Regions from separate parts of the Homo sapiens genome. Here region 2 is linked to region 1. Evidence: chromatin contacts called from ENCODE Hi-C data. All regions are on one chromosome and are shown on one strand. Each heading gives the region's core, a stretch centred on a gene start or an enhancer-like site at or near the end of the contact. The rest is flanking DNA. Distances are from core to core; before and after follow the strand shown.

Region 1 (3,299 bases), core at 259-2,758:
AAGGTAGAGGCAGGGGTGGGTGGTGGGGGTTGGAGATAGAGTGAGCTGGTCACAGGTCCCACTTGCCTGGCAGGCTGACAGGTAGGCGGCCCAAAGCAGCAAGTAGATGACAGGGTGGCGCAGTGGGCTCAGCAGCAGGGCTCCCAGGGCCACTAGTGCACCCAGCAGGCTCAGCAGCTCCAGGCCCTGGGCCGTGTCCAGCCCCAGTCTCGGCGCTTCCCACAGCAGCGTCGGGGTCTCCCACAGCTGCTGCCAGCGCCCCTTGCCCTGAGGCCGCAGCGTCCTCCTTGCAGGTAGGATGCCCTCGGGGCCATACAGGCCTGTGGGAGGGCATGTCATGGCCAGGCCCTGGACAGCCCTTGCAGACTAGACTACCTCTGAGTCAGGGCCTGCAGATCCCCCAGCCTAGGTCAGAGCATGCGGATACCTCCATCCCTAGGTCAGAGTCTGCAGTCCCTCCAGAGCCCGTCCCCCAGGTCGGGACCTGTCAAAACCCCGTCCCAGGGCTAGAGGCCTGCTCAACTACCTGAGTCAGGGCCTCCCACCCAGCAGAGCCCACTGCCCTCTTCCAGGTCTCAGCCCGATCTCCTACCTGTCCCACCAGGTCTGGGAGGAAGCCTCTCTCCCACCTCTCTCAGAGTTCTGTCCCCCACCCCAGGTCAGAGTCCAGAGCCTTACGGGAAATGGATCACCGCACACCTTCCTACCCCCACAGCGGCCTGCAGGACACGAACCGCCGCCCCCTACCCCACGCCAAGGCCTGGCCCTCACTCCCAACCCCGGACTGCGTGAGTGCCGGGCACAGAGAAAAGAGGACATAGGGTCCCGCGCCGAGGCTGGGGGTGTCCCACCCTGGGTGCCTTCACCTGGGATTTGCGTGTAGAGGGAAGCGAAAGCAAACATGAAGACGGCCGCCACGCCCTGGAGGAAGAGCTGCCGCGGGAGCCGGGAGCCCGCCATGTCCGCTACGCGGCCCGCTAGAGCAGGGCCCGCCCTCCGCGTCCGCCCGCCCGCGGCAGCCCCAGGCCCCGCCTCCTCACCGCCCCGCCCGCCCAATCCGTGGCAGCCCCAAGCCCCGCCTCCTCGGCCCGCCCGCCCGCCCGCGGCAGTCCCAGGCCCCGCCTCCTCACCGCCCCGCCCGCCCAACCCGTGGCAGCCCCAAGCCCCGCCTCCTCGGCCCGTCCGCCCGCCCGCGGCTGCCCCAGGCCCCGCCTCCTCACCGCCCCGCCCCCCCAACCCGTGGCAGCCCCCAAGCCCCGCCTCCTCGGCCCGCTCGCCCGCGGCAGCTCCAGGCCCCGCCCCACCCCGCCCCGCCCGACCCACGGCGGCCCCAAAAGCCCTCCCGTCCAAACTGGTGGCAGCCCAAAGCTCCGCCCACCCCCCCCTCCCGGAGGCTTCGACCCCGCCCCGCGACTCTTCCGGTGAGCTCCCGCTGCGCGGCGCCGGGGTTCGCCTCTCTGGCTTTTGCCCACGTTACGTCATAGACATGCGCGCGACGCCGCGCCTACGCATTTTCCTGGGCGGGAACAGCAAAATGGCGCCAGAACTAGTGGCGGGCTGAGGACGCCGTACCCCTCGGAAGGCAGCCCTGCGGTCCCTTTGCCGCCCGTTCCCTCCCGGACATGGAGGACGTGGAGGCGCGCTTCGCCCACCTCTTGCAGCCCATCCGCGACCTCACCAAGAACTGGGAGGTGGACGTGGCGGCCCAGCTGGGCGAGTATCTGGAGGAGGTAAGGGCGGCGGGGGAGTGACGCGGGGTGGGCCGGCGGGTGGGGCTGCGGGGCGGGGGCTCCGGGCCCGGGGCTGTGGGCGCCCCACCGTCTCCACGCCTATGGCTATCTGGCGCTCTGGCCGCGCAGGTCCTCGGGCTCCCTGCTTCTTTTCAAACTCCATCTCTGCCTCCCCAAATCATCCCTTGTTGGATTAGCGTGGACCTGTCATTGCAGGTTTCTACCCGTCAGCGAGCCGTGAATGATTGAGTGGGTGGTGACCAGCCGTTTCTCTAACGTAGTGGAATAGACTAGAAAGCATTATTGCTTTTATTGCAGTTATTGCGAGCATGCTTGTGTGTTTGAGAGGTCTGGATCACGATGTCAGAGGAATTTTTTATCTTGGATTTTCAAACCAATTTCAAGCTATTGCCATGCTCTATCCTGTTAGCGATTAGTGTTTCTTCCATGTTTGACAGCCCTGTCTAGACCTGTGTTAAGCTGTCTGCTCCATATTTGCGCTTCATTTTTACTCCTCAGCCCAGCTCAGTCTGGCGTCCACGACACTTAAATGTTTCTTGTCTTGATCAGCAGTGATCTCCATTCTACCAAATCCAAGGGACATAAGTCAGCATTTGTTGGACTGGCCACTCCTTTCTTTTTGAAACATGGTGGTAGGATTTTTTTTCCCTATTTCATTGCCTGATTTTTCTTTTCTATCCAGTCTCTAAGTGTTGAGTTCCTCAGGATGGGGCCTAGGTCATCTTCTGATGCATTTACCCTGAAGTGTCATTTATTTCTATGATTTTAAATATTGCCTGTATTAGGACAACTACCAGATCTGCAGCTCCATCCTAGATCTTTCCTCCAAATCTACTTTACATATCCAGCTGCTCTCTTGACATCTAGTGGGTGTCACGCAAACATCTCATTTAACATATTTAAAGTGGAACTCTTCATTTTTCTGCTTAAACCCCAGCTTTTCCCATCTCGGAAAATGACACCGCTGTTCAACCAAAAGCAAAAGCTAAATGTGGCTATAGTGAAGCCCCATGCTTAACACTCAGTTCATCCATGAATTCCATCAGTTATACCACCGGAATATCACTTGAATTCATCTGTTGTCCATTTTATTTGGTCTAGGCCACCATTGTCTCTGGCCTGGATTTGTGTAAAACCTTCCTATTTGGGTTCCCTTATCCCTGTTTTTGTCCCGTCCAATTCGTGCTCCAACCAGCAGCAAGTGTGACTCTTAAAAATTAAAATCTGGCCACAGCACTGTTTTCTGCCTAAAATCAACCCCTCAGTGGCTTTCCATTATGCCCAGAATAAAACCCAAATTTCCTTCTCTGAACCTGGCTCTGCTCTCCATTTTAGCCTCATTTTGGGCTGTTTTGTATCTTGTTCTTTTGAACCAGTCAACCTATGGCCCCTCCAAGCTTTTTCTTGGTGGAAGATCTTCATGCTTTCTGCCCCCACTTGGGAATCTTCTTTTTTGTTTTTATTTATTTATTTATATATTTTGAGACGGAGTCTCACTCTGAGACGGAAGTGCAGTGGCGCGATCTGAGCTCACTGCAAGCTCCGCCT
Region 2 (3,302 bases), core at 295-2,794, 280 kb after region 1:
GCCCCAAGAAGCCATGCTCCTCTGCCTCTGGAGGACTTTTTAAATGACCTGGACCCTCTCTGGGGCTGGTATTTATTCCCTAATCTCCCAACATACTTGGATTTGCCCACTGCGCTGTCTCCCAGGCAGATGATCTTCACGTTGTCATCAGCATCATACTTCCCTTGGTCCAACTCACTCGGTTTGGTTTTGTCTTCTGCCATTGGCTCCTAGCTGTAGAGAGGGGTCCAGCCCAAGGGAGGGGAGGGTATTGTCACTGTCTGGGAAGATCAACAAGAGGCTGTTGTCAGAGATAAGTCCCCTCAACCAAATCTCCAGCTGTACCTCCCTCCAGACTGCTTCCCTCAGTGCCAGACTGAGATATGGTATGCAATTGACTACTAGACTTGGAGTAGCAGAGTATGACACACAGGCATCAATAATATGTTATACACAAATAGTTAAGTCCTGCGCACCCCAAATGCTGCTCCTCACGTTACCCATTTGCACAAGACATTCACCAGGCATCCAGTGCCAAAGGCTGTGTGCAACATTATGTCTAGCTCTGTTTTACTCTCCTCACACCTAAATATGACTTTGCAAACATTCCTGAGAATGTAACCACAGTCCAGACTCTTAGCTAGGGGGGCACATAGAAATGATATGATGATGAGACAGCAGCAATAGGTGAGCCTTACTGGGCATTCACCATGAGCAGACCTTGCACAGGGTTCAGAGGATGGAAGACACAATGATAGCAGAGTCTACTGTGGTGAGAGCTACGACAGAAGTATGCACACGGGTCAGGGGTAGAAAATACCAACAGGGCCCCCGAGTTTTCCTGACTGTGCCACCACACAGCTACTGCTTCTGCACAGCCAGGGACTTCGCCTTGTTTATCCAGGGAGACAATTCCTGGGAAGTGGCAGATGCCTGGAAAGCATGATGAGGGGTCTGCCCCCTTTCACCTGTACCCTGTAGAGAGAGCGACAGAAAGCCAAATCCAGCTTCATGGCTCCATGCTTGAAGACGTTCTTTCTTTTGTTTAGAGATAGGGTCTCACTCTGTCGCCCAGGCTGGAGTGCGGTGGCGCGATCACGGCTCACTGCAGCCTCCAACTCCTGGACTCAAGCGATCCTCCCTCCTCGGCATCCCTGGACTATAGGCGTGAGCCACCGCTTACGGGCGAAGACTTGCTTGTCCGTGTCCTTGCCATCTAAGTGGGTAAGCTATCTTTCGATAAATGTTTTTGGCCACCAACCATGTCCAGGCATCGCCAGGCTGCCCGTCCCGCCCCCCACAACAGCCTCGCGAAGCCACCTTTCCGTGCTTCCCCCGACCCGGACGCCCTCTCGCCCACACCGCTAGGGAGGCCTCGGAGGGGCTGTCCCCGCGTGCTAAGCCAGCCACCGGGGCGGATTTGCCCTCACGTGCGGTTCCGAGTGAGGGCTGGAGAGACCAGGGACGCTGCGGGTCGGCCCCTCGGGCCCTGCCGCCAGTCTGGACTCTGCGCGCTCTCGAACCACGCCCGCCGGCCCAGCTCGCGCCGCAGCGCACTCCACTTCCGGCTCGGCCCGCGTCCTCGCAGCTGCTACGCAACCGCACAAGGACCCCGAGGGAGGCTGCCCGGCCGAAGGCCTGAAGGACCCCGCCGGGGCGCTGGCTGCCCAGCGCGGCGCCTGGCGGGAGGGCCGCAGGGAGTGCGCATGCGGCCGAGTGCGGGACTGGGGCTCCTGGCTGTGGGTGTGGTACCGAGGCTTCAGCGGGTGCCGCCCGCCTAGAGGGAGTGGAGCGGTGAGCACGTCAGGGGTGGGGGGCGCAGGTCAAGCTTTCACCAGTTTTTAATTCTTTGATGGGGTAAATTTGAGCAATTTTCTCGACTTGTCGACATTCGTTATTAACTGAGCAGGAATCAGGAGAGGAACCCGGTCCTCTCCACACAGCCCAGCAGGTACGCCGCCCATGTGCCTGTGGAGAAGAGAGGTTCCTGTGGGGCAGACAGGTGTGGACCAAGTAGCTGCGAAATTTCTTCTGAAGAAAACACACAAGGGGGAAGCGAGTGAGCTCAGTGGAGGAGGGGCGCTACCCCAGGGGACGTCCCCATGCATGGGCTTGTGAACCTCGAATATGTGAGACGGTCTCAGTCAATTTAGAAAGTTTATTTTGCCAAGGTTGAGGACGCACGCCCGTGACACAGCCTCAGGAGGTCTTGACATGTGCCAAAGGTGGCCGGGACACAGCTTGCTTTTATACATGTTAGGGAGACAGGAGACATCAATATATGTAAGATGAACGTTGGTTCCCTCGGGAAAGGCGGGACAACTCGAAGCAGGGAGGGGGCTTCCAGGTCACAGGTAGGTGAGAGACAAACTGTTGTATTCTTTCGGGTTTCTGAATAGCCTCCGCAAAGGAGGCTATCACATATTAACCTATCTCAGTGAGCAGAGGGGTGACTTTGAATAGATGGGGAGGCAGGTTTGCCCTAAGCAGTTCCCAGCTTTTTTCCCTTTAGCTTAGTGATTTTGGGGCCCCCAGATTCATTTTCCTTTCACAGGCTAGACAGCTTTAGGAACTGAAAGGTTCACGAGGCTGTAACGAAGAGTCGAGTTGCTCCAGGTGAGCCTGGGCCACAACAGCACGCAGGACCTGGGCGCCCACGAGGGGCTCCTGGGAGGGTTTGGGAAAGGGATGTGTGAACCCTATCTGAGATGGTTTCAGGTAATTTAGAAAGAGGTGCACCCGTGACACAGCCTCAGGAGGTCTTGACGACATGTGCCCAAGGTGGTCAGGGCACAGCTTGGTTTTAGGGAGACATGAGACATCAATCAATATATGTAAGAAGTACGTTGCTTCCATCCAGAAAGCTGGGGACAACTGGAAGCAGGGAGGGGGCTTCCAAGGTCACAGGTAGGTGAGAGACAAAGGTTGCATTGTTTTGAGTTTCTGATTAGCCTCTCCAAAGCAGGGAATCAGATATGCACCTATCTTAGTGAGGAGATAGGTGACTTGGAATAGAAAGGGAGGCAGGTTTGCCCTGAGCAGTTCCCAGCTTGACTTTTCCTTTAGCTTAGTAATTTTGGGTCCCCAAAATTTTCCTTTCAGAGAGCCTACGACTAGATTTGCATCTTTACGTCCTGCGCGGAGGCTGCTACACACATGCAGAAGTCATGCTGGTGGCCTGGACAGTGAAGGGAGAGAAGTGGATTTGGGAGACATTTAGGAGGTAAGATTGCTAGGACCTTGGTGATAGCTTGGACATGGAGGGTGGAGGAGGAGGGGTGTCTAGCAGATAATGCTCTTAGGTTACCACCTGGGATATTAGG

What was found. Hi-C counts contacts between places; a loop is a spot of excess contacts on that map. Pooled maps may share reads with other maps.
Region 2: a pooled map shows a loop between it and region 1 (12-fold over the local background). The contact joins the promoter of RABL2B here to the promoter of NCAPH2 in region 1. A Hi-C loop is called at or near these places in 1 of 50 pooled maps.

The regions. Positions count from the first base shown.
Region 1 is chr22:50,506,716-50,510,014 of GRCh38, forward strand. It overlaps NCAPH2 (non-SMC condensin II complex subunit H2), which reads left to right and starts at 1,509. Exons shown (of 20, transcript NM_152299.4): 1 at 1,509-1,730. The coding sequence starts at 1,623. LMF2 (lipase maturation factor 2) reads right to left here and starts at 987. Exons shown (of 14, transcript NM_033200.3): 1 at 867-987; 2 at 67-320. The coding sequence starts at 960. RefSeq lists an enhancer at 718-767 and silencers at 988-1,087, 1,758-2,047.
Region 2 is chr22:50,782,092-50,785,393 of GRCh38, forward strand. It overlaps RABL2B (RAB, member of RAS oncogene family like 2B), which reads right to left and starts at 1,545. Exons shown (of 9, transcript NM_001130919.3): 1 at 1,410-1,545; 2 at 97-256. The coding sequence starts at 203. It also overlaps the pseudogene RPL23AP82. RefSeq lists a silencer at 1,477-1,716.